2 separate regions of the Homo sapiens genome follow, and region 1 is linked to region 2. The links are chromatin contacts, found by POLR2A ChIA-PET in ENCODE. All regions are on one chromosome and are shown on one strand. Each heading gives the region's core, a stretch centred on a gene start or an enhancer-like site at or near the end of the contact. The rest is flanking DNA. Distances are from core to core; before and after follow the strand shown. Region 1 holds the start of PKM (pyruvate kinase M1/2). Region 2 has its middle 110 kb from the start of KLF13.

What was found. ChIA-PET counts read pairs that join two places held with the same protein, here RNA polymerase II (POLR2A).
Region 1: POLR2A ChIA-PET joins it to region 2 with 17 read pairs in BJ. The contact joins the promoter of PKM here to the enhancer-like site in region 2. POLR2A ChIA-PET finds 5 or more read pairs at or near these places in 2 of 52 experiments (BJ and activated CD4-positive, alpha-beta memory T cell).

Annotation. Positions count from the first base shown.
Region 1 is chr15:72,229,515-72,235,836 of GRCh38, forward strand. It overlaps PKM (pyruvate kinase M1/2), which reads right to left and starts at 1,676. Exons shown (of 11, transcript NM_002654.6): 1 at 1,602-1,676. RefSeq lists silencers at 548-1,057, 1,618-2,117.
Region 2 is chr15:31,438,731-31,444,724 of GRCh38, forward strand. No RefSeq gene overlaps it. Among named protein-coding and RNA genes, the nearest start is that of KLF13, 110 kb to the left of the region's middle. RefSeq lists an enhancer at 1,892-2,392. Within about 2 kb of position 2,186, at least 26 of the 41 ENCODE cell types and tissues checked have a DNase peak (open chromatin) inside an H3K27ac peak, as active enhancers do.

The DNA of each region.
Region 1 (6,322 bases), core at 426-2,925, about 41 Mb after region 2:
ACGTAGATTAAGAAGCCAAGGGATGCCCTTACATGACTGAGTCTTTAAATGATCTTCAGACTGGAAGGTGCTTTCCTGCATCTTCTAATCCAGTGTGCTTGCCACCTGGTGAGACCTTACGAGGCTTCCTGTCCCCCTCCCTCCCACAGCAGGAAGCTCGTACCCCACTCCCAGCATTACAGGAGATACATTTTAAGATTGTGAGCTCGGTGGGCTATGACTCGTCTAGTCATCCTGGTCTCTAACTCTGACCCCCAAACAGCCCTTGACCCACACCGTTTGCGTTCAGTGAACGCGACAGATTTCCTGCCCCCTCCGTAACCAGATCCCCACCCCACCCCGCGGCCTCCGCGTTCCACAATCAGGACGCATTTGTTAAAAAATGTGCCGGATAATTAAAAAAAAAAAAAAGAAAGAAAAAAGAAAGGAAAAGAAAGAAACGTGCCGGAGAGGCGCGGAACGGGCGAGGGCCAGGAGGCCCCAGCAAAGCCTGCAGAGGTTTATCCCGCCCGTTACGAGGCCCAAGGCCATCGCCCGGTGAAGCGGGGTGGGCCCTGGGCGCGGCCGCTACGTGCAGCCCGGCCGCGGCGAGATGGAGCGTGGTCCCTGGCGGCCACCCGGCAAGGGCCGGTCGAGCTCTCGGGCCCCGAGCCATTCCCAGGCCCTCGCAGGCCGCCCATCTAATCCCGGCCACAGGGGACGGCACCGCGCCGCAGGGGCAACCGCCCTGCCTCCCGGCAGCGGGGCAGGCCAACGTTACGTAAGTCTCCAGCTGCCCCCGGGCCGCCGCATCCCGCCCGCCGCGCGGGGCACCCAGCCCAGCCCTCCGCCCGCCCGCCCCGGACACGGGGCCTCAGCACCGCCCGAGCCTGCTGGGAGCTGGGAGGCGGTGATGGAAAAGGGGGGTGGGACCGCGCTCGGAGACCGGAGCAAGTGGGCGGGCGCGACCAGAGCAGAGAGGGAGGGAGGGAGCGGACACGCCAGGCGAGGAAGGGGATGCGGGGGAGCGGACGTGACCAGCAAGCAGGGGGAGGGGCGGCGAGAGGGAACTGGGGCGCGGGAAGGGCGGTCGCGCATGAATGGAGAATGGACGCGGGAGGGGAACCAGAACGCAGTTTCAATGAGTTACACAGAAAGCATTAGAATCAGGGGACACGCACAGCTTGAAGAGGAGGGGGTGGAAGGACCAGACTTAAGGAGGAAGAGGGGAAAACGAGCACGGAACAGGCGGCGCGGAGAAAGGGGAAGCAAGGGTGGAATCAATCACGAGGGACCGAGAGAAGGCAGGCGAGGATGGAGGCGCATTGAGGATTGGGGCAGGAGGAAGAGGATGGGACCAGAATGAGGGGGTAGGGCTGGGGCGGGAAAGGAGCCGGCGGACCCGCCTGATCTGGAAGGAACGGCGCTGGGGACTTCTGAAGAGCAGGCCCCAGGCGTGAGGAGCCGTTCTCCTCTCTCTGAGCTCCACTGCATCCCAGACGCCCTGGATCCTGCGCCGCCCTGCCTGCGTGCCCGGGGCCGGCCGGCGCGCCGGGATTCCGCACTAGCCGGGCGACTGGCCCTTGGTGGGGACTGATGGCGTAGCCTCCTGCACCGCTCACCTCCGGCGCTGACCGACTCGGGCTACGCTGCAAAGACGAAGAGATCCGGAGCCACGGCGCGTGCAGCTGCTGTGCAAGGAGCCACTGCCTCAGCCTCAAGGTTATCCCGCTGCGGGCCGCCGCAATCCCTCCGCCGCCCCGCCCTCTGCCCAATCCCGGCTCCGGGCGACCCGGGCCCCGCCCCCTGCGTCCCCGCGGGCGCAGTCACCTTCAGGAGGAAGCGCGGCGGCGGCGGCGGAACGCGCGGGCAGGTTGCCCTTTCGGTGGGACTAAATTCTGCGGCGGAAGGACACAGATTCAGAGTCACATTTTAAGAAACCTGATGACCAATGGGGACGCGGCGGGGCAACGGGGCCCGCCCCCGGAGCGACTTTCCTCCCAGACCCCCGGGCGCCGGGCCACCTGTTGCCGCCAAGTTGGGCTGCCAGATGGGGTGTCTTTTCTTGGCTCTCGGCCCAGGCCACCCCAGCTGTCCCGGCCTACCTGGGCAGGGCCCAGATTTATGGGTTCCGGGGCAGCATTCTCCCGGCCCCGCCCTGCCACTCCCCACTCCTCCGGGTGTCTGCTCTGGCGCACCCTCGGAGACTGAGCTGAACGGAAAGTTGGGGAGAGCTGCAGACTTGTGCGTGGTTGGAGGTCCTGGCCGCCTTCGGAGGGGCTCTGGCACTGGAGCGGCAGTAGGGAGAACTAGGGACTGCGAAGTGGGCCTGGAGCGGGAGCGCGAGGCCGTTTTCCTCTTAGGACCATTCATTGTGTTAGGACCGCGGAACAAGGAAGGACCGGTTGGGGCCATGTGAATAATTTAGTAGGGTCTGGAATCCTGCAGAGCGAATGCCTCAGAGTAGAAAGTAAATAGACGGTGTTGATATTAGCGCAGAGCTGGGCATCTGGAAATATCAAGTCAGAACATTAGGGCCGATAACCTATGCAGGAGTCAGCATTTCTGTTTTCACCTTTGTCGTGTTTAAGTCAGTATTGTTGGAACTTTTCTTACATTTTTCTACAAGACATTTTCTGATTTCCCAGTTGTTAGCCAGCAACTAATGATGCGAGCAGTTATCAATTAAACAGCTGTTAACTCTTGCCTTCATTCACAGATACAATGTTGCGCATTCAAAATGTGAAGACCGTTCTCTTAGGTTCTTTTTTTATTTTCCTGGCAAAAGAGACCAAATGGGTGTGACCTGCTCAGGCATACCCGCTGCCTGCAGCTGAATCACAGGCCTTCATTCGCTTCCTGTTAGCTCAGATAAGCTGGGAGGAGACAGTGACAGCCTAAAAGTAAATTTCTGTTTGAAGTGAGATAAAAATCTTTCACTTTCTTCTGTAAGTCTTTCCTGGTCCCTTTAGTTGTTGTTGGGAAGGAAATGCTTGATTATTAAGGTGGTGAAAGAACATGAAGTTGTTGAGAAGGAAAAAAGACATGCCCCCCTAGGGAGGGTTAGATTCCTCTCTATCAGAGAAAGAGGGATGGCATAAAAGTCCCTCCCTGGCCCCTGAGCTGAGGACAAACTAAGAACAGTGGTGGACAACACTGGGATGGCAAGGATCTGGCCGATGCTGGACTATATTGTATTTTAAAGTTCTAAATTGTCTGGGTGCAGTGGCTCACGCCTGTAATCCCAACACTTTGGGAAGCCGAGGCCGGCGAATCACATGAGGCCAGGAGTTGAGACCATCCTGGCCAACGTGGCGAAACCCCGTCTTTACTAAAAATACAAAAACTAGCTGGGCATGGTGGTGCACGTCTGTAATCCCAGCTACTCGGGAAGCTGAGGCAGAATCGCTTGAATCCGAGAGGTGGAGGTTGTAGTGAGCAGAGATCACTCCACTGCACTCCAGCCTCCGTGACAGAGCCAGACCTTGTCTCAAAAACAAACAAACGAAAAAGTTCTAAATCTAGATATGTTCACAAGACTGAAATGTACATGTAGAGTTGATGGCAAACTAACTCCTCAGTTGCAGATTTTGATCTGACAGTTCTAGAAATGCTGTCCACGAGCCTCTGGCAGAGACAAATCCAGCGAATCGTTGCTCACATTAGGTGCATAGTAGGCCGGGTGCGGTGGCTCAGGCCTGTAATCCCAGCACTTGGAGGCAGAGGCGGTAGGATCACGAGGTCAGGAGATCGAGAGCATCCTGGCCAACATGGTGAAACCCTGTCTCAACTAAAAATACAAAAATTAGCCGGGCATGGTGGCGGGCGCCTGTAGTCCCAGCTACTCGGGAGGCTGAGGCAAGAGAATCGCTTGAACCCAGGAGGCAGAGGTTGCAGTGAGCCGAGATCGCGCCACTGCACTCCAGCCTTGGCAACAGAGCGAGACTGCGTCTCAAATAAATAAATAAATAAATAAATAAATAAATAAATAAATAAACAAACAAGTGCATAGTAAAAATTTGTCACACTGAAGGTAATTTTCTTTTTGCCGATAAGTAGCACAGTATAGAAGATCAAGCTTGGAGGCCTGGTGCCAGCCATTGGCTCACGCCTGTAATCCCAGCACTTTGGTTGGCCGAGGCGGGCAGATCACGAGGTCAGGAGATCGAGGCCATCCTGGCTAACACAGCGAACCCCATCTCTACTAAAAATACAAAAAATTAGCCGGGCGTGGTGGCATGCACCTGTAGTCCCAGCTATTCGGGAGGCTGAGGCAGGAGAATCGCTTGAACCCGAGACGCGGAGGTTGCAGTGAGCCGAGATTGTGCCACTGCACTCCAGCCTGGCTAACAGCGAGACTCTGTCTCAAACAAACAAACAAAAAAAGATCAAGCTTGGGTTCCATCATACCTTAGTTCCAGTTCCCTATGACCAAATATTGTAATTTAATGTGTAGAAGTCCAGTTCCTCAAAAGTAAATTGAGGACAATTTACTTTTATGGTGGAGTTTGATGATGTATGTGAATGATTCCAACACTGCCCAATAGGCATCCTCTTTCTTTGGGAATTGACTAGTCCTGGAGGGCTGTCCTTGTGACACACACACACACACACACACACACACACAGAAGTTTTCATCCAAAGTTCCTTGCTTATAACTCCCACAGCTCTTGTTAGTCTTTTGTTTATAATGTTGGGGGCACTTTAGGCTCAGAAGCAGGCCTCAGAGAACAGAATTCTCTCTCTCTCCCTCTCTGGCCTTCTTCTGCCTTCCTTTCACCTGTTCCTTTTCCCCCAAGGCAGAAATCTTCCCCCAACTTTGTGTCTTGGAGCTGGCTATAAATAAGTTATTTGTCATATCTTTTCTGATTGTAGGTTGCAAGACCCCCATTTCAGAAGGGGTCCTGCCCTGTACCTTGGAGGAAGGGATGCTGCACAGAGGCCAAGACAAATCTCGACAGTCCTTGCTGGGTTCCCTCACTCAGTCTAGAGTATCACTATGAGATCATACCTTTTGGTCCAAGCATATTTCTACATGGTTATCAATCATGCCTATCCAAGGAAGTTTTCATAAAAGGCCTACGAGGACATGATTTGGAGGGCTTTCAGATAGGAGGTTCCTGGAGGATGCCACTCCCAGGGAGGGCATGGAGCTTCCAGGCCCCTTCCCCCATACCTGGCCCTGTGCATCTCTTCATCTTTATTCATTATAATATCCTTTGTAATAAACCAGTAAATGTGTTTCCCTGAGTTCTGTGAGCCTCTGTAGCAAATTGGTTGAACCCAAAAAGGGGATCATGGGAATCCCAAATTGAAGTTGGTCGGACAGAAGTTCTGGAGGCCCATACTAACTACTGATGTCCAAACCAGGGGCATTCTTGGGGACTGGGACCTCAACCTGTGGGATCTGATATTATCTCCAGGTACAGTGCCAGAATTGAATTGGAGGACACCCAGATGATGCCCGCAGCAGAACTGATTGCCTGTTTGGTGTGAGGGCAAATCCCCCACATATTTGGTCACAGAAGTCTGTGTTGATTGTTGTAGTGGTGGCATGAGAACAGAGGAAAAATACAGTCTGAGTTGGCTTTTCCACAAACACCTTCTGACCAGAGCCAGAATGTTTTCCTGAATTTAAGCTTGCCCTTCTCTGGACCATCACTCCTTTGACCCAGTAACAGGTCGGGACTACAGGAAACTGGGGTTGCTGAAGGAGGACACAGGCTTCTCCCCCTAGAGCCAGCCCTTCCACTGTGTTCCTGGACTTGACCAGGATGGGATGGGAAACTGCTAGGTTCACTGGATTTGGGTGTGAGTAAAAGTGGAAATTGGTATGTTTTCTGTTTGGATTCTTGACCACAGAATCTGCAGTTTAATGGTTTAACTCTCTAAAATCATTGGGAGTCCTTGGAGAAGGGGTGGTAAGTGTGTCAACAAACTGTAATGAACCTAATCCTGGAGCCTAAAGACAAGCTTTGGCCCTGATGAAGAGGGTGAGATTACAGGCTTTACATCAATTATGTGACATCTTAGCCTCTATCTGAAATGGCAGTGTTCTCTCAGGACAATACAATTTCCAGGGCAGCCTACCACGCCCGGCCTCTATGTGAAATTTAAAAATTAGCCAGGGCCAGGCTTGGTGGCCCACGCCTGTAATCCCAGCACTTTGGGAGGCTGAAGAGGGCGGATCAACTGAGGTCAGGAGTTCGAGACCAGCCTGGACAACATGGCGAAACCCTGTCTCTACTAGAAATAGAAAAAATTAGCCAGGCGTGGTGGCGGCTGCCTGTAATCCCAGCTACTCAGGAGGCTAAGGCAGGAGAATCACTTGAACCCAGAAAGC
Region 2 (5,994 bases), core at 936-3,435:
GTCCATGTACCAATGGGGAATGGGAGTGACCTCTGCAGGCCACACCCATGCTGAATTCTCTGCCTGCCTCCCGAGTGCATGTGTTCCTAAGTGAGGCTGAGTGCGGCTTCAGCTGATCTTAAGTACTTCACAAGAGACCTCTTCTCCATAGCACTCTGCGAGCACCCATTGTTGAGACTTCTAACAAGCCAATCAGATGGCCATGTAATTACAGACAGTTTCCAACTTATGATGGTTCCACTTATAATTTTCCTGATTTTATAATGGTGAGAAAGCAATATGTATTCAGTAGGAAGCGGTAAGATACTCTCTCGATGCCGGACACCAGCCACGTGATCACGATGGTAAACGACCTTATAGGGGACTGTGCGGCCAGACAATTTGCCCAGCTGTAGGCTAAATGAGTGTTCTGAGCATGTGTAAGGTAGGCTGGGATATGATGCTCAGTAGGTTAGGTGTATTACATGCAATTTCACCTTATGAAATCTTCAACCTACAATGGGTTTATTGGGATGTGACCTCATAGTAAGTCCAGGAGCACCTCTATGCAGCTGACAGGTGACAGAGTGCAGCCCCAGGCAGCAAGCCAGCCTCCTGTGAAAGCAGGGTGTAGGTAGAATCAGTCCACAGGCTCCGGCCCTTTGCTGATGGAGACTTTCAGCGCCGACCCCATCTGACTCTCCTCTCCTTCCAGACCCCTGGGAGATGACACTCCTGAATCCCTCACAGGGAGCGAGGTCATGTCATGGATGAAGGCTATGTCACCTCCAGGGGGAGGCATTTACCCGCCAATCTGACTCTCCAGGTCCTCTCATTCTTCCCACCCACAGTGACCATGGAGGAGGCCTCGGGTGGAGACCTGCCACCAGGGCGACTGCTCCTTCAAGAGTTGCCCATGTCTGAAGTGCACTTTATGTGAGGGGAAACGCACCTTCGCTGTGCTCAGCCTTGAGGTTAGGTGCTGTTTGGTGCTGCAGCACGTGTTGGCCTCCCCTGACACCTCAGCTATCCCTGGGCAATCTGAGGCCCCACCGCCCCCATGATAGCTCCTCTGCTCCTTCTCTCAGTCTCTTGGGATCTGCACCATGCCTCCCTCCTCTATCAAATATTCCTGGGCTGGCTGATTGAAATACTAATATGAGCTAATATCTTTTTTTAATTTAAATTGATGAAATTGTATATATGTATGGTATACAACATGATGTGCGATATACAGTATGTATACATTGTGGGTGTCTAAATCAAGCTAATTAACATATCCATTACCTCACCTACATTTTGGTGTAAGAACACTTAAAATGTACTCTCAGCAATTTTCAAGTCTATAATACGTTGTTATTAACTATAGTCGCCATACTGTACAATAGACTTCCTGAATTTATTCCTCCTCTTTAACTGAAATTTTGTATCTTTTTTTTTTCTTTTCTTTTTTTGAGACGGAGTTTCGCTCTTATTGCCCAGGCTGGAGTGCAATGGCATGATCTCGGCTCACGGCAACCTCCGCCTCCCGGTCCAAGCGATTCTCCTGCCTCAGCCTTCCGAGTAGCTGGGATTACAGGCATGCACCACCATGCCCGGCTAATTTTGTAGTTTTAGTAGAGACGGGGTTTCTCCATGTTGGTCAGGCTGGTCTCGAACTCCCGATCTCAGGTGATCCGCCCGTCTTGGCCTCCCAAAGTGTTGGGATAACAGGCGTTAGCCACCGCGCCCGGCCGAAATTTCGTATCCTTTGACCAACATCTGGAACCCCTTCCCCGCTCCCCCTACCAGCTAAGTTCTTAATGGCTGATGTGGGTTAATCGTGTTATGCTATTGGTTAGCCTTATTTCCCACCAAACCTTCCTTTAGGCTTAACCTAGCCCCTTGAGCTTCCTCCGGGGTCCTCTCCTGGGCCTGCGCTGTCCTGCTCCCTGCGTGGGCCTTGCTCCCGGGTGCACAGGTGCACTACGGCCATCCTTCAAGGCAGGATCAAATTCCTCGTGGACTTTCCCAGCGTCCAGACCCCAAGCCTGGGCTCTGGCAGCTGGCTCCTTTCTTGCAGGTCTCTTGGAATCGCTTCGCGCTTGCCGGCCTGGTTGTGGACTGAGGGCTCCTGGAGGGCAGGTCAGGGGTCCAGCCCCACCCCCCACGCCTGTGGATTCTCATCTGCGCTCGGGTCCCGCGTTGGCGGAACTGTGGAAGCTTCAGGCCACCCATCCGAGTCACGCGGACTAGGATGCCCCGCCCCAGTCTTTGGCTGGGGGTGGGAGGGTGGGGGAAGGGCCGGAGTACCGGGGGCCTCTGCGCAGTCCCCGCTCCTGTGGCCGATGTGGCTGCCGGGCGGGCAGCAGGAGAGAGTGGTCCGCGCTGACCCGCGGGCCCTTCGCTGTCCGGGCACCGCCCCAGCGGAGCCAGCGGAAAGCGCGAGTCAGAGTCGCGCGGTTTCGAGGTCAGGGTGACCCGCGAGCGTGGGCGGCGCCTGCAGACCCGCTCCAGAGACGCCCGGTGCCCGCGCCCGGGACCCTGTCCACGCGGCCTCCGCGCTGCGCCGCACCTCCCCCCGCAACCCACCCGGCGTCAGCTTCTCCAGAACCTAGATTTAAATCGGGAAACTGGCTGGACACCAGGATGCAAAGAAAGTCCTTTAATTAAAAAAGAAGCACATGAATGAAAGGAAAAGCGAGGGACATTAGGGTGGGCGAGTTGGTCCCAGAAAGCCCTTAATGTCTTTTTTTTTTTTTTTTTTGACGGAGTCTTGCTCTGTCTCCCAGGCTGGAAGTGCAGTGGTGCGATCTTGGCTCACTGCAACCTCTGCCTCCCGGGTGCAAGCAATTCTCTGCCTCAGCCTCCCGCCACCAAGTCCGGCTAATTTTTGTATTTTTAGTAGAGACGGGGTTTCACCATCTTGGCCAGGCCACTCCTGACCTCGTGTAACACCTGCCTCGGCCTCCCAAAGTGTTGGGATTACAGGCGTGAGTCACCGTGCCCGGCCCTTTATTTTTATTATTCTTTTGAGGCAGTGTCTTGCTCTGGAGGAGTGCAGTGTGGCGATCTCGGCTCCCTGCAGCCTCAGAACTCCTGAGCTCAAGCAAGCCTCCTTCCTCAGTCTCCTGAGTAGCTGGGACCACAGGCACGCACCACCACACAGGTTGTTTGTTTTTGTAGAGAGGTGTCTCACTATGTTGCCCAGGTTGGCCTTGAACTCCTGGGCTCAAGCCATCCTCCTGCCTCACCTCCCAAAGTGGTGGGATTACAGGTGTGAGCCAGGGCGCCCGGCCCCTGTTGATGATATGTTTACATGGCTACAGGGACAGGATAGCTAGTTCACATGAATGCCACTGGCTAAATACGTCCTTGCCAGTATTGGGAGAAGGGCTGCTGCCGGCGGTGGTGAGGGTGATGATGGTAGCCACTGTTTCTATCTTGAGCGCCTAGTGTGTCCAGAGACTTTGCTGAGCGGTTTGCATACAGGGTCTCTATCCTGACTACAGCCCCGCGAGGGTATATCGATTCTTATCCTAACAACAACATTTTACATTGCTGTATAACACATATCAGTCTAAGGCACAATCTCTCGGCCTTTGACGTCACACTTGCTTTTCCTTAATTTCTTCCTTGATGCCCTTTTGCAGTCACTATGGCTGTGTGCCAACCCACCTGGAAACTTAGTGGCTTGACAATGATAACATTTCTTTTACTCTTGAATCTCTGCAAATTGGGTGGGGTTGGCTGGCGGAACGGTTTTAAAGACCCTGCTCTGAGGAGTGTTTTTCCATGACAAAAACCAGTCTCTGTCTGGGGCCACCGAGGCTTGGAGGAAACTGACTGCCAGGACCCAGAGAGCCACATCGTGTTTGATAATTCTGCACCCTAATGCTGGAGGGGGCGCCGATCAGGAGCCTGAGCCCCGCAAATAATAAATGACCCGATCCAAGTCATGCAAAATTACAAAGCAGTTACATTAGGTAGGAAGAGGGGAGACTTGGGTACAAATTGGTACCATAGGCTTCTCTATGACGGTCTGATTTACAGTCATCCAGCAGATGGAGGGAGACAGGGAGCTCAGAGAGGCTTAGCTGTCAGCAGCTGGGCTGGGATCCTAGTCTCCCCACCCTGTGCCTGCAGGGGGACCAGTCTCTTCTCAGAGCAGCCCTTAGTGTTATTTATCAAGACTAGACATTTTTTTCTCATGTAATTCACTTACAACTTTTGTTTTTGTCCTGACGTGTGTGTCTTTTAAAGCACATTCCTCGCATCTTATTTCTGTTTTTCTGACTTCATCTGTTGACTACTCATCACATGTCTATTCATTTCTTCTTGCTTAGTAATAAAAACAGGCTGTGGCCATGTCCCATAAGTTTTGCTGGGCAATTTTCTCATCATTCCCGTCTTATGTAAATGCAGTTTTGTTTTTCTCGGTGAGCTGACATTTCTTTAGGACAGTGGTTTTATTTCTAAGTTTCAAGGGGTTAGATGTTTAAAATTGGGGTGTGATTTACATACATGGCATTTTAAAAATTAAACTTTTAGTTATTGACTTGAAGATTTATTACATTGAGGTTTTTAACCTTATTACCTTTTTTGCCTTTTGGTATTTATTGAGGTTTCTCTGTGGCCCAATATTTCATCGATGTGTATAAATATTGCTTGAATTCTGGAAAGGAAAGTTCTCTGTCTTTGGTGGGTTTTTTTTTTTTTTTTTTTTTTTTTGAGACAGAGTCTCGCTCTGTTGCTCAGGCTGGAGTGCAGTGGCACAATCTTGGCTCACTGCAACCTCTGCCTCCCAGATTCAAGTAATTCTCGTGCCTTAGCCTCCCCAGTAGCTGGGATTACAGGTGCCTGCCACCATGCCTGGCTAATTTTTGTATTTTTAGTAGAGACGGGGTTTCACCATGTTGGCAAGGCTACTCTTGAACTCCTGACCTCAAGTGATCTGCCCCCACTTGGCCTTCCAAAGTGCTGGGATTACAGGCGTGAGCCACCATGCCTGGCCAGTTCTCTATTTTTATATAAAATTTAACATAGATATGACTCATATGTCATAGCCTATAACCACAAAGTCATATGCACACTCATGTTACACCCAGATTATGAAGGCCTGTTGAGACTCCCACCCTCCCTCCCTCCCGTCCCATTGCCAAGGGCACAGTCCTCCATGGAATATGGCTTATGTCCCTACAGCAGTGGAAAGATCAAAGGTACAAACCCAGCTCGAAGCTAGACTTTCTCACCTAGACCAAGTAAGGCTTCCTTTGTTCCCTAATCTGGGCTCTAAGACTTCCTCTTCAACAGTTAGATGACCTCAGACTATGACCTCATGGCCTAGAAATTTACCAGATTGCTCAAGAAAATCTTGGTTTTGGGCCCTCAAACCGATCTCAATCCCAGGAGCTCAAACAGAGCCCAAAAGCCCCAAGAGAGAACCTTTGCCATGGTGTTTCTTCAACCTCACCCACCCACCAGCCTGCATGTGGTCCTCAAGAAAGACTGTTTCCCTTAAAAAAAGAAAGAGTTCACATGACAACTGATGTCTCTGAACAAACGTGTGTGTGTGTGTGTGTGTGTGTAGGTGTGTGTCGGGGGGTCGGGGGGTGGGGGTTGACTTCATTAGCAGTGTCTATTCAATCAGCGATATTGATTACATTATTCAAGGCCTTCATATGCCTGTGGATTTTTAATATACTGCCTCCATCAAAAAGGTGTGAGTGAGGCTGGGCGCAGTGGCTCAGGCCTGTAATTCCAGCACTTTGGGAGGCCGAAGAGGGCGGGTCACGAGGTCAGGAGCTCGAGATCATCCTGGCTAACACAGTGAAACCCCATCTCCACAAAAAATACAAAAAATTAGCCGGGCATGGTGGCAGGCGCCTGTAGTCTCAGCTACTCCGGAGGCTGAGGCAGGACAATGACCTGAACCTAGGAGGCGGAGCTTGCAGTGAGCCGAGATCACGCCACTGCACTCCAGACTGGGCAACAGAGTGAGACTCCCTCTCAAAAAAAAAAAAAAAGTGCGAGTGA